7 separate regions of the Mus musculus genome follow, and regions 1, 3, 4, 5, 6 and 7 are each linked to region 2. A link is a loop called in an ENCODE intact Hi-C map of the cell type or tissue named here. Cell type or tissue: heart. All regions are shown on one strand. Region 1 overlaps Asap1 (ArfGAP with SH3 domain, ankyrin repeat and PH domain1). Region 2 overlaps Asap1 (ArfGAP with SH3 domain, ankyrin repeat and PH domain1). Region 3 overlaps Cyrib (CYFIP related Rac1 interactor B). Region 4 overlaps Gm30691 (a long non-coding RNA gene). Region 5 overlaps Asap1 (ArfGAP with SH3 domain, ankyrin repeat and PH domain1). Region 6 holds the start of Asap1 (ArfGAP with SH3 domain, ankyrin repeat and PH domain1). Region 7 overlaps Gm30563 (a long non-coding RNA gene).

What was found. A loop is a pair of places that touch in the nucleus more often than their neighbours do. Peaks named below come from ENCODE experiments on the same cell type or tissue, not always from the same donor. Only the 100,000 strongest peaks of a DNase experiment are listed, where the experiment ranks them.
Region 1: it touches region 2 in a loop (1.9-fold over the local background); 10 of 42 quality-filtered maps call a loop at or near these places.
Region 3: it touches region 2 in a loop (2.0-fold over the local background); 3 of 42 quality-filtered maps call a loop at or near these places.
Region 4: it touches region 2 in a loop (4-fold over the local background); 13 of 42 quality-filtered maps call a loop at or near these places.
Region 5: a loop joins it to region 2, with 4 times the contacts of the local background. A loop is called at or near these places in 22 of 42 quality-filtered maps.
Region 6: a loop joins it to region 2, with 7 times the contacts of the local background. A loop is called at or near these places in 14 of 42 quality-filtered maps.
Region 7: it touches region 2 in a loop (5-fold over the local background); 2 of 42 quality-filtered maps call a loop at or near these places.

What each region holds. Positions count from the first base shown.
Region 1 is chr15:64,221,858-64,225,857 of GRCm38, reverse strand. All of the region lies in intron 3 of Asap1 (ArfGAP with SH3 domain, ankyrin repeat and PH domain1), which reads left to right. Among named protein-coding and RNA genes, the nearest start is that of 1700010G06Rik, 90 kb to the left of the region's middle. In heart, no CTCF peak of the experiment used is centred here; DNase peaks (open chromatin) are centred at 957, 1,907 and 2,247; H3K27ac peaks cover 858 bases.
Region 2 is chr15:64,309,856-64,313,855 of GRCm38, reverse strand. Asap1 (ArfGAP with SH3 domain, ankyrin repeat and PH domain1) reads left to right here. Exons shown (of 31, transcript NM_010026.3): 3 at 1,381-1,507. Among named protein-coding and RNA genes, the nearest start is that of 1700010G06Rik, 2.3 kb to the left of the region's middle. In heart, CTCF peaks have their summits at 774, 1,051 and 1,934; DNase peaks (open chromatin) are centred at 225, 1,165, 1,955 and 2,495; H3K4me3 peaks cover 3,412 bases; H3K27ac peaks cover 2,815 bases.
Region 3 is chr15:63,995,514-63,999,513 of GRCm38, reverse strand. The region is part of intron 2 of Cyrib (CYFIP related Rac1 interactor B); the gene reads left to right. Among named protein-coding and RNA genes, the nearest start is that of Gm25628, 28 kb to the left of the region's middle. In heart, a CTCF peak has its summit at 1,548; a DNase peak (open chromatin) is centred at 1,313; H3K4me3 peaks cover 2,568 bases; H3K27ac peaks cover 1,918 bases.
Region 4 is chr15:64,625,100-64,629,099 of GRCm38, reverse strand. Gm30691 (a long non-coding RNA gene) reads left to right here. Exons shown (of 4, transcript XR_875386.2): 3 at 478-585; 4 at 1,549-1,659. Among named protein-coding and RNA genes, the nearest start is that of Gm30691, 3.6 kb to the left of the region's middle. In heart, a CTCF peak has its summit at 1,563 (motif pointing right); a DNase peak (open chromatin) is centred at 1,569.
Region 5 is chr15:64,172,543-64,176,542 of GRCm38, reverse strand. It overlaps Asap1 (ArfGAP with SH3 domain, ankyrin repeat and PH domain1), which reads left to right. Exons shown (of 31, transcript NM_010026.3): 6 at 3,251-3,325; 7 at 3,809-3,858. Among named protein-coding and RNA genes, the nearest start is that of Gm20717, 76 kb to the right of the region's middle. In heart, a CTCF peak has its summit at 1,852 (motif pointing left); no DNase peak of the experiment used is centred here; H3K27me3 peaks cover 554 bases.
Region 6 is chr15:64,380,426-64,384,425 of GRCm38, reverse strand. Asap1 (ArfGAP with SH3 domain, ankyrin repeat and PH domain1) reads left to right here and starts at 1,507. Exons shown (of 31, transcript NM_010026.3): 1 at 1,507-1,709. In heart, a CTCF peak has its summit at 1,820; a DNase peak (open chromatin) is centred at 1,805; H3K4me3 peaks cover 2,505 bases; H3K27ac peaks cover 2,691 bases.
Region 7 is chr15:64,419,606-64,423,605 of GRCm38, reverse strand. All of the region lies in intron 2 of Gm30563 (a long non-coding RNA gene), which reads right to left. Among named protein-coding and RNA genes, the nearest start is that of Gm30563, 29 kb to the right of the region's middle. In heart, no CTCF peak of the experiment used is centred here; a DNase peak (open chromatin) is centred at 1,665.

The DNA of each region.
Region 1 (4,000 bases), 88 kb after region 2:
ATAGAATGCTCCGCTCTCTAGTTGCTTTAGCCATCTCTGCGCTGGTGGCTCCTGAGTTTATCTAGACAGGCCTCACTCGATGTCCTTTTTAACAGACTCCACGTGAAGTACTACCAAGAAGGAAAGGTGGCAATCATAGCTGACTGTCCCGTGAAGGAAGGTGGAGGTACCGCTCTGACTCACTGCCTCATAAGAGTTAGGTCGAGGAAGCTCTTCACTGTATGTTCTCAACCATAGTTGAGACCCTAACTCCCGAGGTGGATGGCCTGGGCTTGATGCCCAGCTCCCCATTTACCTACTGTTTTGAGTTGAGTAAGCTGCTTAGCATTCTTCTTCAGAGAAATTGTCATCATATTCTGATTTTCCTTAGGCTTAAACTACTGGTGCTCTGGATATTCTGACCGTTTGATTCTTTCCTTGTGCTCTGGCTCTTTATTTTCTGAGGCCAGGTGGAACGCCCGTCTTCTCAGTCACCTTTGCCCTGCCCTGCCCAGCCAAGCAGGACGTGTAGAGCCTTCTGAGTAGTATAGTGTTGTTAGCACTTTGCTGTCTTCATGGCTTGGATGTGCACTAGCACTGCCTTGTCCTGCGTTTCAGGCAGGGAAGCATTTTACTTCCCATCTTGTGTTCATGTTCCAGGGACGGGTGATAAACATGTTAGTTAGCTTGAGTCGGTGCTTAGATTTCTGACATGAAGTGAGACAAGATAAAGTATGATATAATGAATCTCTGAGTAACTACAGGAGGACAGTTATTTTTGTAAAGTAGTTTGTACGATTGTTGTGCAAACTAAACAGATTGGCATGTTGAGAGGCAGTGCTTGGGCCAGGTCTTTAGAGATGGTGACAGGAGCCATACTGCCTCTCAGCTACTTGGCTACACCAGTACCATTTGTAGACTGATGAGTGAAGGCTGCGCCAATGTCTGTCTGGCCTGAGTGCCGGGGATCACAGGATCGTGGCTAGACCCTAGTGACGTGTTCCTCCCAGGTGAACTGTAAAAGAGGTGAAAGAGTGTCTGTGCTTTATCCCTCCCCTGCTCTCTCTGTGTGACATGCTGCCTGCTTACCATTTCTGATCTGAATCTGTAATGTTTCCAACTCTGATGTTTCAAGTCCCCTGTCTGGAGGTAGGCCGTTCATACACTTTCTTTGTTGGCCTTCATACCATGCCACGTTCCCATCATGGTTAAGAATTCTTTCCGCTTTCCAGTTATGCTGTTCCTTCTCATCAGTTCTCACAGGGTCTCTCATAACTGCCGCTGCCTTCAACACAGAGCAGCAGAGTGAGAAAAGCTCGCGTGGATCACATTTATCAGGACGTGACCTTAAGACAAGCCACTCAACACCTTTACACCTCAGATTCCTCCTCTGTGCAATAATTAAGAGTGCCTGCCTCCTTAGTGTTTCTCTGTGCCAAGCTCATAGGAAGCCCTCAAAATCAGTCATTGTAGTGAACCTCAAGGAGCTTACTAAAGAAGGTCAGCAGAACTAGCTAGGCTGTGTGCCTTGATCTTATTTTTTAATAATTCTTTGCCCTCATGGGTCAGTGTGCCTCACTTTATAGGGATGTGTAAGTTGTGCATGAGTTAAGGAAGGCCATTTCACTTAGCACGCCTGAGCTAGCAGAGGCTCAGATCAGCTCCCTCAGAAGGACAGCTGTTGGCTTTCCCACCTCCTGACCCACCTTCTTGTGGTCCCTTTCTTGTATTTATTTTTTCTTTGCTGTCTGACATGGACTTGTATCTGTTTCTTTTCTTTTCTTTTCTCTTCTTTTCTTTTCTTTGTTTCTTGCTCATAGTGGTGTTTCTTCCTCAGTAGTTGTTCAACACCAGTGGTGGCTTCTTGTGCATCACTTGTCCCACCCCTTCTTTCTAACTCCTGCAGTGGGACCTGATAGGCCAGCTTGTCCCGCTTCTGCAGCCAGATAGACATCTCTAGGTTGCTGGATCAGCCTGTCTCCCCTGGTGATTTTAGCAGTGCAGCTAGAGGAAAAAGTATAGCCCCTGGCTACCCTGGATCTCATCTTCAGCTTCAGAGTAATTGGAATCAAGCACTATACACAAGTAAATGATTTAGGAGCTATTCCTATTCACACATCTATCACTGGGGATAGGAGTCTTGTCCTTTGATTCCATGTTACGGAAAAGCAGAAATATTCGCAAGACAAGTGGGTAAGGGAAACTTGTTGTTTGTGGAGCTAGTTCTCCCTTGATACGAAGCAGATCTTTGTTTGGAATGTAGCAGTCTCTGGTGCGGTGAGTCAGGCCTTCCACTGGTTTGCATTTTTCATTAGTGTATCATTTAAGGAAATCCTGTGGTCAGGGCCTTGGAACAAGCCTGTGTTTATTCTTCTGCTAAAATAAAAAAAAAAAAAAAAAAGCAAAACACTTAATAATGTATCTGAAGATAAAGTTGTGTTTCTGGAGCTGTTTGCCTAAAATTTGGAAGGGGAACAGTTTTCAGTGCTTATTGTAAGTCTTTTCAGACTTTTTGATGTCCTTCATTCCAGTGTGGATCATAGAAAGTGGGACGTTCTTCTAGTTTAAATATTATAGATACTTGTAGAACTAGGGCTTCTGATTAACATCAGTGAGTTCCTTATTCAATAAAGGATTGATTTTTATCCTAAGTGTCTACTGAAAAGGACCACACCAACGTTTTGTTTAGTATATCTAACACCCCACATGTATTGTTTTATTTAGCAGCTCTAGAAAGAGTATAAAATACATTTTTCTTTACATGCTGAGTATTAAAAGAAAATCATGATGGTTTATAGTGCTTTGAAGTTACTCCTATTTGAATTTTTGAAAGAATACAGTTCATATGACCTTTTCTGGCTGCTAAGCATATTCATTTTACTCATCCTATAAGCATTTATTCTAGACATACAGTTATAAGAGTGTGTTAGTTACTAGGAATAGAGGTCAAGTGTCAGCAATTTCAGTTAAGATGAGATCCTGTGACTATACTCTTGGGCCCTTCAGGTCCCCCCTTATCGTTGACTTGGCGTCCTTCCATATGGGCAAACATCACCACATTAGGCTGGTTGGATTTAGGAACAGAAACTTGCTGTTAGCCCAGTCTGGCCTCACACTTACTGCACTCTTGCCTCAGGTTCTTTAAGAGCAGGAACTGCACATAAATTTCCCAGGGGCACTTGTACCTGGAGGGCTATCAGATTCCAACTTAACCACACCAAAGTCCATATGGCTCTCCCCACCCATGATCTCATCTCAACCTCTCTCACCGTTAGAGATCCCCCAGGCTCCTCCAAGCCTCCCACCATGTTCTTTCTCTAGTACTTTCCAAACTTGCCTCTGGAGCTTGTATCCTCCCAGAGGCCTGATTGGCCCATGTTTCCCAAGCACTTGGGGTTATCTCAGGATCTGCCTTCCCATTTACTGAGCTTCTGAGGAACCAAATGCCCTCATAGGCCATTGGAGCCTGGAGTCACCTTCATATCCTCCTCATAGAAACCCCCATGAGTAAGAGGCAGCTCTCTGTTTAGTCTCTGTACTAGACTGTCAAACTCTGGACTTGGGCAAGTTGTTTATATTCTCAGGGCTTGGAGTTTTGCTTTTGGTTAAATAAATATGAAAATTAGGCTATATCATCCACATGTAGGGTTCTTCTAGCTCTATAGTACTATAAAAATGAGGCTAACCTTTGGCTTTTGGAAATTGGAGTTTTTCCATTTCAACTGAATCCTGGTTAACACAGAGGATAATGAGCTTCATTGAGTACAAAGACCAGCTGGCCAAAGCTCCTTGTCTAGGAGCTGCATAGTCCGAGTAGAGTGGCTTGATGAGGTGGGGGTAGCACAGAACATACACCTGCTGGAAAATCCCCTCAGAGGGGATAAGTCAACACCACACACTGCTCTGCTTTCCTTCCTCTGCTGGATAAATTATGACTAAGAGCTTTATTTGGCTTATGCTTTAAGGTTACGGTGCATCATTCAGAGAATTCAGGGTAAGAAATCTTGACAGAACACCATTT
Region 2 (4,000 bases):
TTCCAAGACAGCAGGAATGTGGCCCTTGCCGACATCACTCATCTCAGAATTTGTCAGCTTGTGAGGCGAACCTTTTCCTCTTGACATGCAGTCTTCTCCTCCCTCCCTGCCGGTCCTCACTCAAGACAAGCCCTCTCCGTGGGTCCCTGAGCCACACGACCCACACGCGGCCAGAAAGGCCAGCGAACACAACCTCTAGCTAGCTATATCGGACGGTATGCAGGCAGGTCTGAGTGGGCCACAGGGCTTGCCTTCCAAAGCAGGCTTTAATGGAGGCCAGTCATACGCTTTCAAGGGCTCCTGGAGGCCAATCCCAAGGACTAGGTGGGTTTTGTTGATACCATTCTCAAAATCTTCCAGTCGGTGGTGAGAAATTAGATGGGTATGTTGGACTAACAACAGTAGACATCTTGCTGGGGCTGAATTGGTACTTTTCTCAGAAGAAAGTCAGTTCCTGCTTAGCAGTGAAGAGCATTTGCACCTGAGAAATACTTTTTGCATCTCCGGATGCTCGGCGGTCCTCTGGGGTAGGGGAAGAAAAAAAAAAAACCAAATACATCTGGACAGATGAAAGTATTTTAAAACAACCCTTCCTGTCTCTGCACAAGGCACAGCATTGGCGTTCAGAGGGCAGCAGGGCTGCGCCCCCATCCCTCGGTCCGCGCAGAAGGGAGACGGCTTTCCGGGCCTCGCTTCCTGCACCCACTCGGGACTAAAAAAGAACACGAACAACTTTTTTTTTTTTTTTTTTTTTGGTCCCTCTCTTGCAAAAACGCTCGCGTAACCAGCTCGCTGAAGTAACCGCTCCGGGGGCGGCCGGGTGTGTGTGTGTGTGCGTGGGGCGCGGTTCCGGAGCCCCACGGGCACGAGCACCAGCGCCGGCGGCTGCGAGGTGGGGGCCGCGCGAGGGCCGGGCGGCGGGGGGGGGGGGTAAGTGGAGAGAGAGGGGCGGGCGGGGCGTGCGGGGCGCGTGCGCAGAGCACTTCCGTGTTTGTCCCCGTGACTGGCGCGGGCGCGCCGCCCGCCGCTCCGCGGGAGCGAGCGCCCCAGTCGGTCGAGCCTCGCCGCTTGTCAGCGCCACCGGAGCGGTCCGTTCCGCCCAGCCCCGCCCCTCCCCGTCGCGCCCCGCCCCGCCCCGCCCCGCCGCCCCTTGCGTGCGCTCGGGGAGGCGCGTCCCCGGCCGCCTGCGCGCGCCGCTTGCAGTTTGAAGGGCGCTGCGCCGCTCGCTCCGCTCCTCTCCGCTCCACTCCTCGCGCGCCAGGCCGGGCGCCGCGGCGGGTCGGGCTGCGCGCGTGGCGTTCATGAGCCGCCCGGCGGCCCCGGGAGCCTGCGCCGTGACTCACGCCCGCCCCCGCTTGTGTCTCGTCCCTCCCGCGGCAGGATGCCGGACCAGATCTCCGTGTCCGAGTTCATCGCCGAGACCACCGAGGACTACAACTCGCCCACCACGTCCAGCTTCACCACGCGGCTGCACAACTGCAGGAACACCGTCACGCTGCTGGAGGAGGTAGGCGGCGGCCTGGCAGCTGGGTGGGCTGGGGCCCTGGGGAGCCCGGCGACTCGGGGAGCCACACCCCCTCCGGCAGCCCCCGGCCCCTGTGGTCCTCCTTGGCAGCCCTTTCCGGGATCCTGCAGGTTTGAAAGCCGGGGAAACTGAAGTGGGGAAGGACTGAGCGAGCTCTGGACACCCGAGTAGAAGAGAGATCCTCTCTGCCTTGCACCCTGTCTGGGTGCCAGGCAGTCTGCTCAGCGCTTCCACATCATTGTGACCCTTTCCTAACCCACGAAGTACGTGGCGTCAGGCCACCGAGGGCAGAAAGGCGAGGCTGCTTGGCCAAGGTCACCAGCCAGAGACTTGGAGATGGGCCGTGAATGCACTTCTCCGCAGCCCAGCGGGGCCAGGCAGGCTTAGCTGTAGAGATAAGGGCTGGTGGAAAACCCCAAAGGAATAAAAGGGAACTTCAATTGAGACTGTTGCCATCCCTGGGCCTGTGTCTGCTAGTCCCCTGTGCCTAAAGTGAGCAAAAGCCCAGTGGAAGGAGGTCTGTACAAAACGGATCCCCGCCCAGCGCCCCTTGCTCCAGTGGCTTTGGTTCTCTAGGGCTCTGCTGCACCAGATCCGCAGGACACTCAATGCAGTCTGCAGAGCTGATCAGACTGGTAGATGGGACCAGAAGCTGCGGAAAGAACAGCTCTGCCTATCAGGACCCTCCAACGGATAGATGTCCAGGGGCAGAGGCAAGGGCAAAGCTATTTCTTTTAAATCTTGAGCGTGGGGTGGGTGAGGAGAAACGCCTTAAGCACATATTTACAGCTACAAACAAGCCAGTGAAAAAGCAGTGAAAATAAGGCAGTTTCCCAGAAACTCAGCACACTTTCTCAGTGCCACAAAATATTCCCATCCTAAGCAGCTTGGCCTGTCTTGGCTGAACACGACAGTATAGGCAGGAAGAGGGTTTCCCCCATGGGAATTAGACACTTGGTTTATTTGAGGTTCAGGGAGCTCTTTTTTTTATTTAGGGCGGCTAGGGACCAGCCCTCGGGAATATAGGGAATGTTGAAGTTCTGCCTGGAACTGGCTGTGGTAGTCAAGTTGTTTGATGTATGGAGAACTGGTATTTGGGTGCATGCATAAGAGATGGAAATGTTAGGGGGTGGGAGATTTCTTTGTCCCATCTTGTCCACCTGCCAGGTGCTATAAACTAGTCTGTTTAATTCCAGGAAGGGTTGTTTTTAGAGTTTTCTCTGGAGCCATTGTTGAGTGATGGAAATGAATGTTCAAGTGGATGGAGAAATACTACCTACCTAAGTGTATTTGAAAGGCAGAGGTAGTGAATACCCCTCCCCCTTGTGACCTGTCAGTTGCTTGACGGTTAATATCAGGGATTAAGCAGAGTAGCCAGGCATTCAACCTCAAAGTGATTCTGTCCTTCATATAATTGGAAGAAGCTGACAAATTTGCTCATCTAGGAGTGTGTGGTCATCTTTTTCCATTTCTAACTGGATATGCCTCTAAAGGGTTTAACATTGATTAGGCTGTGGGGTTATTTTTCTGCCAGATAACTTCTTCTCTGTCTGCTAATAGAGCTGTCAGTTACTGTAACTTTCTGCACACTCAGATAGTGTTACTGTATTCTGTTTGTGCAGCAGATGATAAGGGTGTTTGGGGTGCTGTTTGTGGGGGATATTTGCATATTGAAGCACCTTTTTTTAGAATAGTTAATGTCAAATAAGTATCTGCCCCCAACCCTGTGTGTGTGTGAGAGAGAGAGAGAGAGTGAGTGTGTGTGTGTGAGAGAGAGTGTGTGTGAGTGTGTGTGTGTGTGTGTGTGTGAGAGTGTGTGAGTGTGTGTGTGTGTGAGAGAGAGTGTGTGAGTGTGTGTGTGTGTGAGAGAGAGAGAGAGAGAGATAGTGTGTGAGTGTGTGTGTGTGTGTGTGTTTGAGTGTGTGAGTGTGTGTGTGTGTGTGAGAGAGAGAGAGTGTGTGTGAGAGAGAGAGAGAGAGAGATAGTGTGTGAGTGTGTGTGTGTGTGTGTGTGTGTGTGTGTGTGTTTGAGCTTAGGTAGAAGAATAGGCCTTTGGGCTTGAGAAAGAGTTAGAACCAGTCTAGAAAGTTCAAAAGTGACATATTAGAATACATTGATATACTCTTGTCCCTAAAGCATGTAGAGTAATTGATACCAGAATTTTGTCATTCTTTTTCTAAACTTGAGTACAGGCTTGGTTAAGAAATCATTTTCCTCACTGTGTACTTTTTTAACCCTTGAATCATAGTCTATTTGGTTTGACTTTGTATGGTGACCTCTTCTTTATATGAAACGTCTTTTTAGCTTCTTACTGTTGGATCATAACACAGCTGAAGGTACATCCTCAGTAGATGCCAACCTGGTTCTTCAAAATTAGGCTGGGTAGTGGGACATACCTGTAATCCAATCAGTTGGTCCATAGAGGCAGGAGGATCAAGCTTGAGGCTAGCCTGGACTTCCTAATGAGTTCTAGAC
Region 3 (4,000 bases), 310 kb after region 2:
GACCAGTCAGATACATGGTGTTACATTCGTGGGCCAATGAATACCAGTGTGTGTCAGGTAAATGGAGCAAGCCTTATTGGATGGTGAGGATAGTTTAATAAAAAATGATGAAAACCCGATGTAGTGTTGAGTCCAAAGCCTCCTGAAGTATAAAGATCTGAGATCTAGGATTCTTGCCCTCAATGTACAACCCCCACCCCAGGCTCTCCTGGATTGCATACCATATTGTCTTCATGAAACTGAAGAGGCAGACAGGCTTACTACAGTAGAAGACACCAGATTGAGTTAACTGGCTACATTTATCAAGGCCAGCGGTTCTTAAATGATGAGTGTTGGGAGTAAAGGGTAGGCTTGTGGGTTCGAACTGCCCCTAAGTTCATGAGTTGGAAAATCATATGCAGATTTGTGTCTATATATGCATCCTCCTAAGGAGAAAAAAAGAAAGTCCATACTTTCATGGGATTTTTCAGTTGGGGTCTTAACCCCCAAAATGCTCAAAACCTTACTTTCATCTTAGTGCTGTGCTCAGAAAACTAAATATAGTTATGGGAGAGGTAATTGTGCTAAACGTTTATATTTCCCTGCTAGTGCTCCGAGTTTTACAGCAGGATTCGAATGAACTAGTAGATGAGACCTTTTTTTGTGTGTTCAGAGGGGAAGGGAGCATTTATTTGCCGAGAGTGACAGTAGGATTAGAAAAGTAATTAAGTGGTGTAGCTCTACATCACATCAGAATTACAGCCCACTCGACGTTTCTGGAGTCGACGACCCCAGAACAAGGGTCTGATTTATCTAAAAAGACTGCCTGTGGTAAGCCACGTTATCAAGTGAGTCTCATTTCTGTTCCCAGACTGATCATTTAACACCTCCCAAGGGCGTCTCTGCGATAGCATCGCAGGCGATAACGGAGCTTCTCCCTAGGCCCTGGGGAGCCTGCCTAGTGCCAGAGCTGCCTCTGGAAGCGCGCGCGAGAGGCTCAGTACCAGGCCCGAGGGGAAAGGCTTGCTGCCAGGAGCCAGACCTCTCCAGGTGCGGGATGCTGGAATGTGGCGTCTCCCTGGGTAATTAGCTCAGAGCCTTGGTCTCTTTTTGAGCTTGTACTTGTTCACCGCCGCAGTAAGACCCTGGCAACCTCCCGAACGCCGCCTCCCGCGAAGGTGCTGCCCCTTTAAGGGAGGGCGTGGTCTCGTATGGCGTGGCCGCGCCCCCCGGCTTTCCTTGGGGCGCGCCGGACCACCTGTCTCCGGCCGCGCCCCGCCCCTTTCCCGAGGGGTGGGAGAAGAGGGCGGGGAGGACGGTCCAGGCTTTACCTTGCGCAGCGGTCGCGCGGCGCATGCGCACGGCCGGACAGGTCCGCGGCGCCCTCACTTCCTGGCACTCCCCCTCCCCCCTTCGCCGTTACCCTGTACATCCGGGTCTCTTGCCCTCCCCACTCCAAGCCGCCGTCGCCGCTGTCGCCTGGCTCTTCGCGGCTCCGCCAGAGGGGCAGGTGCGGAGGGGCTCCCGGTCCGGCCGCCGCCGCCGCCGCCCCGCTCCGGGCCCGGGGCTCCCCCTAGCGCCGTGACGAGCCGCCGGCGGCCGAGAGAAGCGCGGCCGAGTGCCCGAGCTCGCGGCGGGTGAGTGACCGGCCGGTCGTCTCCTCACGCCCCTTGCGCCGCGGCGGGCCGCGCGGCCGCTCTGCGCGCTCCCGGCCCTGCCTGGGCCCGGCCTCCGCCCATTCATTCTCGGCGTCCGCTCTTCCGCCCGGGCCGCGGCGCGTGCGGGAGCCGGCAGCCCCGTGCCGGGCGCTTCTCGGCTCCCCGGCTTTTTTGCCTGCCATCCTGCCCCCGTGCTCCGCTGCGCCCCGACTCCCAGGCTCCTCCGTGCCCCGGCGTTCCCTGCTTTCCGGGCCAGCTCTCCCGGGCCCTCACCCCTCCTTTCCTCGGACCATGCCACGCTTTGCCGGGACACCCTGCGCCCCTGGAGGGTTTGTGTGTCTTTGCTCCCATCGCTGCGTCTTTCACCTATGAGGCCAGACCTTTCAACTTTTAATTCCCCGCGTTTAAAGTCCAGATGCTCAATCCTAGGGTGTGGCCTTAGTGTGTTTCCAACACACACACACACACACACACACACACACACACACACAGCTTTTTATTATAATTACCCAAATCTATGTCTGTCAGAGTCTCGTGAGAGTGGCCATCGGGATGTGTGTGTAATCTCGTGGCTTCTTTGGACCACTCCGCCTCCCTCGTATGTGGTACATTCATTTTTCTCTTGAGCATAAAATTTGTCAAAAAGTGTTCTTTTCAATGATCCCATGCCTGCTTTGCAGCATCACCTGTTTGTACTGTTAGTGAGACTTTTTCTTGCCTCTGACAACTCTTATAGCACTCCTTGTTATCCCTTTCCACTCCACATACTGCTGGGATGCCTGAGCCCTTGCAGAACCACCAAATGCCCGTTCTGGATAAAGCAAAGTTTTCTCATTCGTTGACACTTTCTCTCTTCTCCTGAAGTGTATTAAGTCTGACACCTTTGAACCCTGCTGCGTGAGAAATGTGTTCCAATCAATTTTGAGTTTTTTGAGTCTTATAGTTTGGTATACTGATGTTCCTGTAGCCTAAGGAACTCTTGTCACTTGTGTGTCCTAGCACCTTAGTGCACATAATTTTAGATTAGCATACCCCAAGAAAAAACACACAGATCCTTTTCATGTTTTAATTGTGTTTAGTAGTAGAAATGGAAGCTTAGTGCTGAGGATGAGTGTAGTTGGAGCGTATTTGATAGTCTGTTGTAAAGTTTAACTGAAATTGCCTAATCAGCATCTATAAAATGAACTAACAGCACTTTCTGCACTGTGACTTTCATGGTCCGTTATGGTGAACTCCAGTTCATTTCAGAGCACACATGCCATATATCATGGCAGCCATACCACCCTGTAATGGCCACAGCAGCATTTTCTAATACTTTTTTCTTTCTGAGCAACTAGGTTTTTGTTGTTGTTGTTCTTGGGTTTGGAGGTTCCCCACCACCACCACCACTTTAGGCTTTGAATAGCCACTTTACAGATTTCTCTTTTTAAAAAAAAATTAATGATGTGTGTTTGTGTGTGAAAGTGGAGGAGTCTGCGTGTGATTCTGGAGTTGATTCTGTTTTCTTCCTTCACCATGGGATTCAGGGATTGAACTAAAGTAGCCATGCTTGGGCCATCTCACCCTGCCCCAGCAGCAAGATTTCTCATTCTTTTTTTTCCCCAGAGTGATTTTTTTCAGGATGACTTAGAAAATCCCTTATAACATCAGTAGTGATGTGGCTGCCTTGGAGGAAAGCCTTGCTTTGTAAAATGCTCTACATTTGGTGGTTCTGTAGTGTTATATGTAAATGCACAGAGTATATATACTTTTTTCTTCACTAAGAAGGAGACCATTTAATCAAGGGGGGCTAGGTTAATAAGTTGCTTTTGGTTGTTCCAGCAAAGAGTGAAGGCAGTTGATTTCTTACATGGTATAGGTGATGTTTAATGGAGTTTAAAAATTCATTTCTCTGAGCTTTCTGAAAATAGGTTAAAAATAAGGTGTGTGGAATTGTGCCATGTTCAAGATTATTTGACTTTGAAGCAACCATTTATCTTTACTTAGTAAACAGTAATTGATGGAGAAGTACAGAGTGATGGGTTTTTCATATTATTCCTAGTCTCCTTAGGGAAAAGCCTGGATTATCACTCTTACTAAGTATTGATGCTTCAGTTGTTAAGAGCCAGTAATTTTCTTTTCCCTGTTTAAGGAAAGCAAAAGACTATATTATCTGAAAACACTTGTGTTGGTCTTTATATCCTGTCTATTATTTTTGGTTATTCTTTTATAGCACAGCTTAGCAGTTTCTGCCTGGTGTATAGTGTATGAATTGTTAATATTTTGGGCATCCTAGACTGTAACAGCACTTTGGAACTATTGTAACTATGTGGCAAAAGTTTTAGAGAAAGATATTTTTTGCTCTGAGCTGCAGATCTCAAAAT
Region 4 (4,000 bases), 320 kb before region 2:
CATCATAATGTGTAGACTGTGCCTGATGTGAAAAGAGATGGAGGGCCTGCAAGTATGGGACAATGGGACACTAGCTTCTCTGATCTAAAATGATCTTAGATCAGAGTGTGGTACACTGAAGTAAAAAAAAAAAAAAAAAAAAAAAATTCATGGCCAAAGGCATTGTGCCTTGAAAGACTATCCCGACAACGTGGTCCTGGCTGCTATCACAATTTACAGACCTGTTTTTGAGCACACTGAGGCTCCTCACAGCTTCCTTCTGTGAAGCTTAGCCTCGGGTATCTCATACAACCCCTCCCTTCTGGTGCTAAGATCCTCTTTAGAGCGTTCCCTCCAAACGGTCTCCAGGCACCCAAGCATCCCCTTTCAAACAAAGATGCTCACCTCTCCCAAGCAGCCCAGGTACTTGTGAGCATCTGTAACTGTTCTTTGCTTCATTTACCAAGATTTCTGGTTAAAATTCAGCCTCTGTCCTAGGTCCTGGATACAGAAAACAGTCAGATATGGTTTGCCCCTCAGGAAGACTCAGCACAACGAAGAAAGACAAAGAAACACGGTATCAATTAAAGAAGCAGCCAAAGAATGGTATTGTTTTGTGTTTCAATGACCTTTTTTTTATTGAGTTGAAGATTTTCTTATATAGTGCCTTAGTTAGGTTTCTGGTGCTGTGATAAACATTGACCAAAAACTAAAGTAAAGTGTTTCTTTTAGTTACAAGTTCCACATTACAGTATAACACTGAGGCACGTCAGAGCAAAGACTCAAACAGGGCAGCAACCTAGATGCAGGAGCTGATGCAGAGGCCATGGCTTGCTCAGCTTGTCTTTATATAGCATCCAGGACCACCATCCCAGAGATGACAGCACCCACAGTGGGTTGGGTCCTCCCAAATGGATCACTAAGAAAATGCCCCACAGGCTTGCCTGCAGTCCAAGCTTATGAAGTCATTTTTTTTTTTAGCTGAGGTTCCCCCCTCACAAATGATTCTAGTTTGTGCCAAGTTAACAAAAAACAAACAAGCCAACACACATAGCTTTAATCTGTTTATTTCGGAGGTGGAGGGGACTCTGTACTCCACTAACTTAATCTTTCTTCTAAGTAGCACCCCACCTGATATGTGAATTTATTAGTCATTTATTTGTCCCTATGTACAAGGGGGTAAAGAATCGATGAGTCTGAGTTCTCCCCAAAGATTGGCCTTATCTGTGGTAGATGATCAGAGGCTTGGGGGTCAGATGTTTTGGGGTATGGATCTCCCAAGCCACAATACACAGTGCTTTTGGAAACTGATCTCTCAGAGGGTCTATTTCCAGATCTGCAATCAGTGACTGCAGAGTGTCACTTTGCTGTGATGGTCGAGATTGCATGAGCTTTAAGCTGGTACGTGCCTCTCACAGCTGCTGGAATGGAGCAAGTATCCCAAATTTGGTGGTGTTCTTTTAGTTTCTGTACCCTCAGTTCTCCAGCAAATTGGTTTGGTTTGGTTTGGCTTGGCTTGGTTTTGCCTTCAGAAACGTTTTGCTAAAAGATGTGTTATTTTCCACCTAGCCGCCAGGTGGCAGTGTCTGAGACCACTGGGATTCCCTTCCTGCAGCAAGAGCGATAATGGAAAAACACCACTATGTTAAAGCTCAGCTAGAACGTGACAACCGGCTTCCGAAGCGCAAACATAATAAACGTTCTCTCATAAAACAGAGGTTTCCAGGAGTATTTTATTTGCTTCACAGCTGGGTACAACATGACAAAGTGACAGCAGGCTGCTGATTCCTGAACAGAGGGCACAGCGAGAAGGGAAGAAATGATTGATGGAGAAAATCAAAATCAATGGGAGGAGTAAGGAAGAAGCTACATGGGAATTGAGCATTAAATTCAAATATTTTACATTTTAAAACCACTGCCTGTAGAAACGAAGGAAGTGAGGATCTGAAATCTAGTCCCACATATTCAAGAATGACCAACCCTAAAGCAGCAGTTCCTGTGGGTTGCAACCCCTTTGGGAATCAAACAACCCTTTCGCAGAGGTCACCTAACACCATCGGAAGACATATTTACATTATGATTCATAACAGTTACATAATTACAGTGATGGGTAGCATCGAAATGATTTTAGGGTCTTTATGGTCTGGGGTCAGCACAGCTGAGGAACTGTATTAAAGGGTCGTAGCATCAGGCAGGTTGAGAACCACTGTACTAAAGCGAGGCCAGTACACAAGACTTTATAGTATGTGGAGTCCATGCTGTGATTTCGCCACTTAGTCCCTGTTTATTAAGTTGAAAAGTGCATATCATGTGTCTCTCGTGTGTCTGGCCTAGGCTTACTAACATCTACACTAATGTCCAAAGAGCTCCAGCCATCAGATTCTCTGGGGCACCATGGAAGCATGAGGGAGGACAGTGAAAGCTTCGCCAAGATGAAGGGCGATAGAACGGCTCATTTGTGCCCAGGGGGAGTGGCCTGCACTAGTGATTGGATAGTGATGGGCCCGGGGGAGTGGTCTGCACTAGTGATTGGATAGTGATGGACCCAGGAGGCGTGGTCTGCACTGGTGATTGGATAATGATGGGCGCAGGGGAAGTGGCCTGCACTGATGATTGCATAGTGATGGATATAAGAGCAGTAACCTTGGGGAGAGGGGCAGAAAGAGTAAGCAGTCCAGATGAAGGGAGAAAATACCAGGGGAGTGAGTAATCCTATTTGAATAGCAACTTGGATTCAGAAGACAGAGAAGGAAGTGACCAGCAAGGGGCCAGAAAACTAAAGCCCTGTTTGCCAAGACAGCTTGAGGGGAAGACTTCAAAAGACTTAACTGAAGAGATCAGCCAGGGTGTATCTGTCCGAGTACAAGAGAGGGGTCAGGATCATCTAAGGAGCAACCTTGACAATAAGGGTATGAAGGAGGTGCAGGAGCAAGAGATCCTGAGCGGAGCACTGAGTTCCCTCACCGAAAAGATGAGGATAATGGATGAGATTCAAGAGCAAGCCAAGTGTCTAGTCTGGGATGTAAAGGAAGTGAGCTGCAAAGATCAGGGAAGACCAACCAAAGTTATTTTTTCTCCAATAATTTGATTTTTTTATTCAATTTATATCTCCCCTCCCTCATGTCTCCCCAGTCCCCTTACGTATCCCTCCTCCACTGCCCCCTCCCCTTCTCCTCAGAGAACAGGGAGCCTCCCATGGGTACCACCCCACCCTGGGGTCTCAGCAGGACTAAACACCCCCTCTCCCACTGAGGCCCTACCAAGTAGTCCGCTTGGGGGAAGAGGATTCAATGCCAGACAACAGAGTCGGAGACAGCCCCTGCTCTAATTATTAGGGGGCCTACATGAAGACCAAATTTGACAACTATACAAATGTGTAGAGGGTCCGGGTCCAGCCCCAGAATGCTCTTTGGTTAGTGGCCCAATTTCTGTAAGCCCCCATAGGCTCAGGTTAGTTGATGTTATAGGTCATCTTGCGATGTCCTTCATCTCTCTGGCTTGTTCAATTCTATCCCCCACTTTTCCACAAGACTCTCTGAGCTCCTCCTGATTTTTTGGTGTGGGTCTCTGCATCTGCTTCCATCTGCTGCTGGGATGAAGCCTCTCAGGAGACAGTTATGCCAGGCACCTGTCTGCAAGCATAGTAGAGCATCATCAATAGTGTTAGGGGTTGACTCTCACACATGGGATGGATCTCAAATTGGTTGGCTGTTCCTCTCAGTCTCTACTGCATCTTTATCCCTGCACATCTTGTAGGCAAGACAAATTTTGGATTGAAGGCTTTGTGGATGGATTGATGTCCCCCCGCCCTCCCTTCTTTGGCAGTCCTACCTCTCAGCAGGAGGTTAAGAAGGTAAAAAGCTGTTAAGTGAGTTGTCAGAGCACTGTGGGCTTGACCAGGATAAAGAGGTGGGTTGTGGTAACATAAAGGCATTTGAAAGTCCTAAGATTTACTTGGTGATAGAGCACACATATGGCCCTATGCCAAATCCATACATAAACTAGTCAGACACACAGAGAG
Region 5 (4,000 bases), 140 kb after region 2:
ATAGACTTGTTCTTCAGAAGAACCTTCACCTTCAGCACGGACCACAGATTTCATAATGCCCCTGGTGTCTAATGCAGCCTCCGCGTCAAGGTAGCAGCAAGCTTCCATTGTTGCTTCATTCACAAGGGTCTGAGATATTGATGAAAGGGGTCATCTAGGATTGGAAGTTGAAATGTGCTTTTAATCTGTGTTTTCCATGTTGTTTTAAGTACTGTTTCTTCTTGAGCAAACAGTACATTGCTTATTTTTAAAGAATGTTTGAGTATGCATGTGAAAATTGTGCATGTTTGCATATGCGTACCTGTGCAACCTCAGCTGTTGTTCTCAAACGCCGCTGTCTTGTTTGTTGAGGCTGGACAGATCTCATTAGCAGAGGGCTCACCAAGTAGGCTCAATGGGCGGTCACAGAGCCCCAAGGAATCTCCTGTCCCTATCTCCCAGCATTAGAGTTACATGTCTGGGCCACCAGATAGATCTGCCCTTTTTTGACATGGGTTCTGTCATCTAACTAAGGACCTCATGCCTGCAAGGTAAGCATTTGCCAACTGAACTCTCTCTAGCCCTTTAAATAATAATAACAGCAACAGCAATGAAGAAAGCCTCCTTTCCTCCTGTATTCCCTCCACCCCCATGTCCTTCAGAGCACTGTGGACACCAGCAGATTACTGGGTTCTTCTCTAGGAATAATGTACACATACAACCTTTTCCCCATCTTTTTAGAGGTCAATCTTGTCCTCTGTAAGTACTTTTTATTCCCCCCCCCCATATACCACATAAATAAGGAAGAGTCTCATAAGTGCTACAGTTTCCCAAGCCAGGTGCCCATTGTTGGGCACGCTGTTTCCATCAGTATGAACAGCCCAGCTACTCTGGAATGCCCAGGCTGTTAAACAGTGTAGATCATACATTCAAGGCCAGCATGGAGACTCTGAGCTCAACCATGGTGCTCTTATAATTATGGAGCTGCCTCCTTACTTCCCTTAAGACTTAGAGGAAAGGTTTGCAATTATACTCAGTTTCTTTTAAAATAAAATTCTACATTAGAAGCAGTGGCGGTTTTATAGAAACAGTCTGTGGTAAGAACTTCTGGAGTGTTTTATCAAGCCTAAACTAACTTTATTGCAATAAATAATTTGTTACCTATAGTATTTCTTCTAGAGAACAGATGTTTGTATCCATAATACAAGCAAAATTTGTCAGAATTGCTGCTTCAGTCTAGTCCCACTTGAGAGAATTTGTTTTCACAGACTTAATAACTGGATGAATTATCACACTGTCTCTTAAGAGCCTTGGGGCAGAGGATCCTGGAGACTTAGACTGTCAGAATAAAATTGAGCGCTAAGAGCAAAATATCTCCAGCTTAGCGTCTAGAGCAGAGGGCTGATTTCTGTGGGTCTTCATTTTCTTCTGTCATGACCAGGCATTCTCAAGCTTTTTATTTTTGAGGACCATAATTATAAATTCTAAGTGGAACCTTAATAAGAGAGGATGCACCTGATCTTACTGCAATTCGATATGCCAGGAATCCTTGATATTCATGGGAGGCCTGACCTTTTCTGAAGAGTGGATGGTGAAGAGAGGGAGCAGGGACTGACTGGGAGGAAAGGAGGGAGGAGAAAGTATGAGATGATAGACAGATAGACAGACAGATAGAAAGATGGTAGATAGATAGATAGATTGATTGATTTTAAAATATATACATAAACTCTAAGTGGCCTTTTTGCCCTACTTTCCAAAACCATTACTGATTCTCATAGACATTCAGCATTTAGCAATCTGGACTGCTTGCTTAAGCTGAATTCTGTGTTACACAGATAGAATTGCCTTGGCAGGGATCCTACGCCCTCTGGTGGTATATACTAGAAAACCTTCCTCAGATGTTAAGCCAGTGGAAGTTTAGCAAAGAGCATGACAGAGCTGCTGAGAAAACCCAAGGTGCGAGTAACAGGGACGCACTGGGAGAAGGCAGAAGCCAAAAGGCATGACTTCTCTTCTCTTCCCCTTTGCTCCCTCAGTTCTGGATTCATAACTGGCATTTTAAAAATACGTGGGTTTTCAGCACTCACGAGAGTTTGTAAGCTGGCACAGAACGTGTGTGTTGGCTCGTTCCATCCTCACCTGCTTGCTGGCAGGAGCATGCAGCCCCTCCACTCTGTCAGCACCAGGCCATTGAGCAACAGTGGATGTCCTCATGTCATTCTCTCTTGCTGGCTGTCGACTGCCAGTGTAGAAAGAAGCCCCACTTGGAGCAATAGTGGGCTGCTCATCTCTGCCTGCCTGCCTGCACAGCATGTGGCTCATTCTCTCTTCGGTGAAGAGTGGATGGATAGATGGACAGGCTGACAGGTAGACATACATGCATGGGAGAAAAATGTTCTTAAGGAGGAGACCCCAGACCTACTATGCTTCGGTTCTGCAGAGCCATGCCAGCTCAGATTTCCCTGGGAATTCCCAGCATCTTGCCGACTGTATTTTAAACCATCCTTTGGCTCCTCTGCAGCTTGCCTCCAGCTGGGCAGCAGCTCAGCCTCTTTCTCCGTTAGGTCTGTACTGTGTCAAAGTGCAGTCTGCCTCTGCAGAGCAAGAGAAAACCTGCTACTCAACCGTCAAAGACTTGTCTTAGCTGAGTCTTGTGGCTCATGCCTAGGAACCTGTAATCCAAGGCATGGGTTACACAACCAGACCTGTCAATAAATAATAATAATAATAATAATAATAATAATAATAACTGAGGCTGCAGCTGTAAGCAGACAGCCAAGGCCATCAGTGAGCATCTAATCTCATGCAAGACAGATAGAATCACAGATAGAGTGTGTACTGTGAGAGCACAAAAAGGAAATGGTGAAAGCCGGTTACACACTTCCCTTCTTATTCTTGACAGCAACTGAAGAAAAGTCAAACCAAGAGTTGCAGTCTTGTTAGAAGTTGCACTGAAAGTGCTGAAATGAGTAGCAGTCGCTTGCACTCATCTGTAGGTGCGACAGCAGTATCTCAGAGCATCGCTCTGGGACCACACTGCAGCTCTCTGCTCACAGCTGGGACTCTTACATGTCACCTCTCCCTCCTCATTCCTACAGCTGCAGTGTGGGGACTCACACTAGCAAGAGGATGGCATGTACATGCAACAGACATTTAACACACATACAGCTCTCCACTGAGCCCCGGGCCGGTGAGTCCAAGGAAGAGGTTTCACTGTTTATTGTGCATTCTTTTAACTCTCTCCCATCTTTTCTCTGTGTTGATTTTCCAGCTCCAGGGTCTGAGCCACAATGTGATCTTCACCTTGGATTCCTTGTTAAAAGGAGACTTGAAGGGGGTCAAAGGAGTAAGTGGCCAGAAATTATTATTTTCAGTCTTCAGTTAAAAGGGTTGGGTTTATTCTTCCTTTTTTTAAACATAGTAGTACTTATATTTGAAAATTTCTAAACATTTTCAGCACAAAACATTCTTGGAAAATTGTCATTAGAAAAACTGTTGCATCTTCACATGATGGTACCGACTGGAAACAAGACTAGGTCCTTTCAGAAAGATTGGTAGCTCCTCAGTGGGGATGGGGGGAGGAGCTGGGCCCCAGTCTGGCCTCCCAGGGTGATTGATGGACTGGGCTCTGAGCAGCTCTGGCTCTTGCTGCTTTGATAGGACCAGGAGGGCCCACCCTCCTGCATCTGCAGGGCTTCTCACCTGGGACCAGTGCACATGTGGTTTCAGATCTCCAGAAGCAAGTTGGTTTTGTTCTGATGGTTTCTCAGTTACTTATTGGAGGAAAGATGAATAACAGTTTTCATTTTCTCATTTTCTCTTTCCTAAGGATCTCAAGAAGCCATTTGACAAAGCCTGGAAAGATTATGAGACGAAGTTGTAAGTGCTGCTTTGTTCTGTTTGTGATACCTGGTCATGGTCATGAGTTTCCACGGGCTGAGGACAGGACTGGGCCCCAGTGAACTAATATATTAGCTATGATCTAGTTAAAAGCCACACACACACAGTTATCCCAGCACTC
Region 6 (4,000 bases), 71 kb before region 2:
TTGGCACTGAGAGTGGGAACACAAGAGACAGTCAAGAATTCTGCTGTGATGCAGCTTAGCCATGGGGAAATGTTAAGCAAGCATCCGGAAAGATACAATAGAGACAGGAGCTATGCAGCAACAGGACCAGGGGCAGGATGTTGGGAGAGGTGCGGGTGGTGAGGATGTGGGGGTGTCAGACACAGTGGATCAAACGGTGAACTGTGAGGGCCCGACTTCTGCTCTGTGATTTATCTGCCGACCTCAGTTGGGTAGAGGTTCTTTCCAATAGGATGGTGGCTATGAGGGGCAGGCATTCCAGGTTCTTGGGGCCCAGCTTGGAGCTTTACCTGTGACCTGTAACTACAGAAAGTGTTGAAGAAGAGACATGCCTTTGGGTGCCAAGCACAGGTCTGTTTGTCCTTGGGAGATAGAGCTGGTACCCAAGTTTCAGTTCCCAGCATGGTCATTTCAGTTCTCACTTGCCCACACGCGGTCCTTCCTCTATGTCTTGAGAGTCAGAGGAATCTCAAACACTCAAGTAAAACCACCAAACTGCAGCCTACAGGTAAAGTGTGGCATTTCCTCGGGAAACCACAATGAATCACTCCCCATGGCAGCCCAGACTCCCTGGCTAGTTCTCCTAACCCCCCTGGAGCAGCTCAAGGCTTATTAACGCGCCCTCCCCCCAAGTCTCCCACCCTCAGGTTAAGAACAAAATCTCCAATCTTGTGAGGCCTGGTGAGTTTCTAATTTTACCAGAAAGGGGTCTCTACTACGCAGTGGCTGATCTTTTCTTCTTCAGACAGCAGTTTCTGGAAGACTCAAAGAAAAATAATCACCAGTAATTAGGGAGAAACTGACACCCTTGGGCCAGACCTGCCCCCGAGCTAGGTCCACACAGACATGCAGAACACACAGCCCACAAGTTAGAAGCCTCCCTTCTCTGACATCTCTAGTGTGCAGTAATACCCAAGCACAGATATCATTGATGTCTCCAACATGCCAGTCTAAGCATCTTGTTTTCAAATTAAGTCTACGAACACTCCTTTCTTGATTGGGAAACTAAGCCTCAAGGAAGTATCACTTGCAGGAAAGAGAAAAAGGCCATTTTCCAACCAGGGTTCAGAGCCTGGAATGCTCGAATGCTAGCCAGATCATCTCTGTGCTATCCAAAAGGTTTTGCCTCCAGGCACTGGGTAAGAAGATAGAAATCCACGGAAAGGAACAGGAGAAAGTAGCCTAGGAGAAGACAGTGCAGGATGGGAGAGAGGCCACAGTCTTTTGGTGTCCCAGCTTTAGCAAGCCCCACTTCAAGGCCAAGGTTCTCTGCTGATAAGCCCCACCTCTGCCTTCTGTGGCCAAGAAGGAGGCCCACCCCATGAATCTCCTACACTGCCCTATACTCCTGTGCCCTGAAGTGTGCCCGGCGGGCCAAGGGTTAAACGCGGCGGGAGCCCCCGGAGCGGGGCAGCCGCGGGCCGGGAGTGCTTAGTCAGGATTCCGATTTCCTGCCGAAGTGTTTGGATTTCCTGCAGCCCGCTCCCGCCGCCGCCACCGCCGCCGCCGCCGAGCGGGCTCGAGAGAGCGGCTCCGCGTCGCCGGCCTCCTCCTCCCCCCTCCTCGGCACATGGTCGCCCGCCCCTTCCTGCGCCGCGCTCGGCTCCCGCGCCTCGCCCGGCCTCGCCGCGCCCGCGATGGAATAATGCCCAGCGGCCCGCCCGGTCCCGGTGAGTGGCGAGGCGGCGGGGCGGCGGGAACAGGCGCGGTGGGGCGCTGCACGGCCACCCGCACACCCCCTGTGGGCTCCGGGTGTCCCCGTCCGTCCGCAGAGCACCAGCCGGGGGCGTGCGGGGCGCGCGGCCGGCTCTGCAGGGGTTGGCCGGGCGGCCCGGGGATTCCGCAGCCGCAGCGCCGGAGCGCACGTTCCCCTGCTCCGCGGAGGAGACCCGGGTTGGGGGTGTGCGCCCGGGGCGCAAGGCTCCCCGCTCCGGGAGGAGGCCCGGGCAGACGCCGGGGCGCTCCCGGAGTCCGCTGGGGCGCTTTCTCTGTCCTCCCGGGCACTCTCCCCTCCCATTGGGACTCTCTCCTTCTCCTCTGGGGTGCTCTCCCGGCCCTTGGGGGCGCTTTCCTTCTCCTCGGCACTTTTCCCGGTTCTCCAGGGGCGCTCTCTCCCTGCGCGGCGGGGAGGCGCGGGCATTGGCCGCCGCATTGTCTCGGGCGCAGCGGAGGAAAGTTCCCCTCGGCGCGGGTCCCGGCCTGGACATGGCGCTGCCTGGCAGGCCCCAGACCACTTAAAAGGAAAAGAAACAGGGAATGGGGGGGGGGGGGGGAGTGGTAATTCCCCTTGGGAGCTGAGAAGTGCCTTATGTCTTCTTCCGCTTGTACCATTTTGGAACCTGATGCTTTTTATGAGAGCAACAGTAAGTTTAAACGAGAGCGAGAAAAAAAATAGAAAGAAAGAAACTAGCTGGTATCTGGTTTTCTGCTGTTTAATCCATCCAGAGACATCATCTCACGCCCTCGTAGGGCGGGTTCTTTTTATCAAGGAAAGGCTTAGCCAGGTCTAGACCAAGTTAACTTGACCTTAGCCTTAGCTGTACAGATGCAAAAGACCATTTCCCCCCTTCCATCGACTCCATCAGGTTGTGTTAGCAGGATTGCTTCTGGGATAGCAGTGGTACAGGATTGCTGAGTAATGTTTTGAGATTGTAAAACACAGCATGTAATTCTTAGGCCAGTTTCATGTCTATCCTAGCCTGAGTGGCCAGGTCTTCTTGGCGGGCCGTTGGAAGGCCCCTGTGTAGTGGCCATTGGGAGAGGGGCTTGATGGGGGGTGGGGTGCTATAGAAGAAAAGAATCTCGGAAAACAACTGTTTTCTCTTTTAATGTGGAAGAGATTCAGAAAGATTCTATGGACACAACTACTTGGTGGCCTGGCCAGGAATAGCTTACTTCCAAGCCTCTAAACTCCCTGGCCTGGCCACCCTGATTATGCCAGATTGTGATCTGCCAGCCCTAAACCAGGAGTGTTACTGTGTCTTTCAACTCTCTCCACTTTAGCACCTTCTCCTGTTCTCTTATCTGTTATTGCTGTTGTTTCTGAGCTATGCAGTTATCTCAAAGAACATATTTTGAGATAAGGGGTTTTAAAATTACCCTGTTTAGAAATGCATAATGGTTTTTAGTACTTGTATGGTAATTTTAAAAAATCTAAGAAAGAAAGGAAGAAAGAAAGGAAGAAAGAAAGGAAGAAAGAGAAAAAGAAAAAAGTATTGTCCAACTTCTGTTCACTGACACAAGTGGATTTGGGATTCAGCTTTCAAGTGGATTTGAAGCATACAATTGTAGTTATTATATGGGTGTGTGTGTGTGGGGGGGTGCTTTTCTCTATTCTCTCATTTTGTTTGAAACAGATGAACTCCAAGCCAGCATTGTCTTGACACAGAATGTGCTGTGAGATTTTTTCAGAAGTCTCAATTCTGAATCTTCCTCTCTCTGTGAGCTAGGCAGCCCACCTAGTTCCCTCTTCTTGAAAGCTCAGTGGCTGGCTTTTCCTCTTTAGTATGTGATAATGTTAGAGAGAAAGGACTTTTTCACAAGCTTGCCATTTGGTGAAGGAAATTGAAATTCCTTACACCTCTCCAGCCCTCCACAACCACAGCCAGCTAGATTTTCAAAACCAGTGCAGGCCCTGCAGGCCCAGAGATGAATGTGTGCATTCAGGCTGAGCCCTCCTAGTCCAGACCCTCCTCCCAGCTGGCTGCTCCATGTTGCACCCAGGTGGCTGTGGTCTGGGGGACATGAGAGGCCCCCTGTCCCTGTGCTGTTTGTGGGTTTTCCCAACCAAGGTCTCATTGTGTCAGATGGGATCTTCCTGGGCCCCTTACATTTTCTCCTTCCGTCTTCTTTTCCTCTCACTGGGGTATCTGACGATAGCTCCAAGGTCTTTTCTAGAAATCTGCCTAGATAATCCCTACATGAGCAATGCTGACAGTGACATCTCACACTTATTAAGCAC
Region 7 (4,000 bases), 110 kb before region 2:
GGAAAATACACCACAGGATCATTTGCCTTTACATCCTACCCAGGGGTGATGCAAGCTCCCAGAACCTGGACAACACTCTGGCTGGCTCTTGGCCCCTGTATTTCCCAGGAAAGGAAAATAAATGGTTGGTAGCATTTATAAGTGGTACGCTGGGGCCTTTGAGGACAAGCCTGCTGTTTCTCAGGTCAAACTTGGTGAGAAGAACCTTGACAGCTCTAGCCAAGCACTTGCTGAAATCAGTGTTAAGGTTTGTCAGCCTGCCACAGCCAGCCAGCAGCCCCATACTGTGACGAGATATCTGCAGGACAAGGACCAGGCAGATCAAATCAGGGAAGCTACTGCCAGCATCTAAACCGCCGTGTTAAGATGCAAAACCAAACAAGAAACTGGAAACTTTAATCCCAGCACTCGGGAGGCAGAGACAGGTGGATTTCTGAGTTCAAGGCCAGCCTGGTCTACAAAGTGAGTTCCAGGACAGCCAGGGCTACACAGAGAAACCCTGTCTCTGGAAGAAGAAGAAGAAGAAGAAGAAGAAGAAGAAGAAGAAGAAGAAGAAGAAGAAGAAGAAGAAGAAGAAGAAGAAGAAGAAGAAGAAGAAGAAGATAGCTCCCACTTCTGTTCTTAAACAAATTGATGGAGAAGCCGTCAGAACCATCGGTGGGTAAGTGGGCAGGGTCATGAACAGTTTCCAGAAGAAACATGCAAGGGTTTATTTTCTCCCTTCTTCTTATTTATTTAGAGTCCCTTGGCATTCTGCAGACAGCATCGATATTACCTTGGCAGTCAAAGCAGAACGCTATTAATCTAGACAGCTATTTTGAAAAGGGCCCGAGGCTTCTTCCTCTGCTGTCTTTGTTCTACAACAAGATGTGCATTTAAACATCAGAAGCTGACAGAGATCGGTAGTCCCTGTGGACAAAGAAGGAAGGGTCAGTGAGTGGGGTCATTCAAGGGAACAGAAGACTCTCAAAGGTGAAGTGGCATTTCTTGGGTCTGGGTCACCTGCCAGGTGATCAAGGCTAATGGAACAGATTGATTATTTATCAGCTCTGGGATTTTTCCAACACACTGAGGTTCCTACGATAGTTATCCTATCTATAAGCCAGAGATGCTATGTGTATCTTCAAGGACTGATAAGTAATAAGGTTGTGTATGGAAAGAGAGTAGGACCTGATACATAGTAAATATTCAGCAAGTTAGGATGCAGGAACAGCACTGCTAACAAGAAGAAAGGGAGGGGGGAGGGAGGGAGGGAGGGAGGGGAGGGAGGGAGGGAGGGAGGGAGGGAGGGAGGGAGGGAGGGACGGAGGGACGGAGGGAGGGAGGGAAGGTTATTCTAGATCAATGGAAGGTGCACAAGATGAGACTTTGGTCCTCATGTGTGGAACATCTATGTAGCCTAGACAAGTCATGTCACTCCCAGGTCCCAGATGATCTCAGAGCTTCCAGGTTTTGTTCTGGGCTGCCCAAGACAGCACCTCACTCCCTTGGCCACTGACATTCCCATATTGGACCTGTAGATGTGGAGCGTCATGGGTGTGCCTCAGATCAGAGTGAGATACTACAGGCAGGCATCTCACTGGCATGCTTGGCCCGCCCTTCCCCAAGGAAGCTGACCTCTTGTTTGGACCTCTCTGGCATTTCCATGGAGACAAGGGATTTGGCAGAGAGGGACTGAAAGTTCTTCCTTCAGGAAAGCCTCCTCCCTTCCCCAGGGAGCCTATGTTCTGTGACCCAGCTTCCCGGAGACACTGAAACTAAGGCTACCTCCCTCCCATCCAGGCTGCCTCCAGGGACAGGGTTCAGGCACCCTTTCAGGATGCCGCCCAGGGGAGCCAGCTTAGCCTGAAGTTGGCTCTGCCTATACCCACATAGCTTCCGGTTAATGGCAGAGTCCTTCCTGAAGGCACCTACTGTACATTCCAATGCAAAAGGAATTCCCACCATCCCCTCAGGCAACTGAACCCTTGCAGGGAGGGGATTAGGGAGTTGGACTACAGCTCCGACTGTCTCCTCTGTTGGCAGAGCTTACAGCCAACAGGCTATACCCTGAGAAAGATCCTCAGGACCAGCCTCTATGACGGTTGAACCCGTGAACCTGTGAGCTTCTGTTGGGTTCCATTCTCCTCTGTTCTCTCCATGCTAAAGCAGATCTCTGCTGTGTCTCTTTCTCCAGGCTCCTTGGTGACATCATTGCTGAGACTGGCCTGCTTCCTATACTGTATTGAGGGCTTGCTCCGCCTTAATTAAGGGACTATTGGTGCTCTACCACTGAGCTATACCCCAGCCCTCCAGTGTCTGTTCTCAGAGGTTCAAGCAGCTGCTCACAGCATCTCCCCGTTATCTCATAAAAGTAATCTAATTGAGGAGTGTTCCATTGCTCTGCTTGTGTGAACCTCAACGGTCGTCCTGTGATGAGCATGTGGTGGGGGGTATGATGTTGTCCTTTTTTACAAGTGGGGAAATTGAGGCCCAGAGAATGCTCTGAGGCTTCCCAGGGTCCCCAAAGCCAGCAAGCATAGAAATGGTAGCAGAATTAAACCTTGGGTCAATGATAAGAAGCTTCAGGAGTCTCTGTCACCCATAATTCCTGTTACCCAGCAGCCATCCAGAGGGACACAATAGTTTATTTACCGCATCTTAGAGGAATGAGACCAAATTTACATACATTCAGCAACTTGTTTTTTAAGGTTTTTGTTGTTGTTTTGTTTTGTTTTTGCTTTTGTTTTTTGAGATAAGTTCTCAATAGACTATTCACTAGGTAGTTAAAGTTGGCTTCAAACTCACTATATAGCACAGGTTAGCTTTAAACTCACTACGTAGCCCAGGCTAGCCTTAAATGCACATGATCTTCTCATCTGTCTCCCAGTTACTGGAACTGTTGGCATTTACCTCCACACCCACTACCCAAAATAATCTGAGAACATTTTGTCTCTAGAGATGGGAATGTAAACCCAGATTCACTGAGCACCACAGCCTACGACTTCATCATATTACATTACCATCCCACACAGTAGGTCGACCTGTGATGGGAAACTGTCTCTTATACGGGAACTGCCACTCCAATACCTGGCACTTCCTATGATGGGATCTTGCAGGTTGGCTGGGCTACAGAAATCCCTGATGAGGAGGACTGTGTAGAGGGAGCACCCAAGTCCCAAGGGCTGGAGAGAAACAGAGCCGGTCTCTCTGTCCTCTGTGAGCCGATAAGCAGTTCAGCGGCACTTGCACTCAAGCAAGTCTGACTGAGCTGTGGCTAGAAAAAGAAAAGTAGGTCCCTATGATGAAGAGGAAGACCAAGGATGACACAAGGTAGAGGCTTCATCTTCAAATGCTTACTGGTGATAACAGTGACCAACGCAAGATGTGAGGAGAAAATACACACCTACTATGCGCAAAACACTCCTAACTGTCATCAAAGAACCCACTGATAACACTGTCTTCTGATGTGTAGGTCATCCCTGTGTTCTAATACAAGGACAAACCCCACCCTTACTCTACAGCCACAGCCAGAACAGTGGGCTGTGTGAGGTGGCACGCACCTGTCAACCTAGCCTTCAGGAAGCTGAGGATTGCGGGTTGAGAATAGGCTGGCAATGGCAATACTATCTTTAAAAACCAGGGTTGAAAAGAATGGCAAGAAGAACCATGGTCAGAACCACTTGCCAAAGAGAGTCCCAGCTTTGAGGAGAAAAGCTAACGGGAAGAGAAAATGGCTATTCTGTATTCATACACTCTTCCCAAGATGGTTGAAATATAGAGCCCCGGGATATTTGTCTGTCAGAATGTGCTCCGTTGCAAGTAAGAAACGCTGACAGCGTGGCCCAAACATGAGCAAGTTCATGGTTTACCTCAGGTGACTTTAATTTGTTTTTCCTCAGGCAGTCTCCTTCCAAAGGATACTATGGTACAGGGCAGTATTGAAAACTGAGTTTCAAGGTCACTGCTAGCTGTAATAGTTAAGAAGATGCTAATCAGGCTATGCAATCCCCTCAAAGTA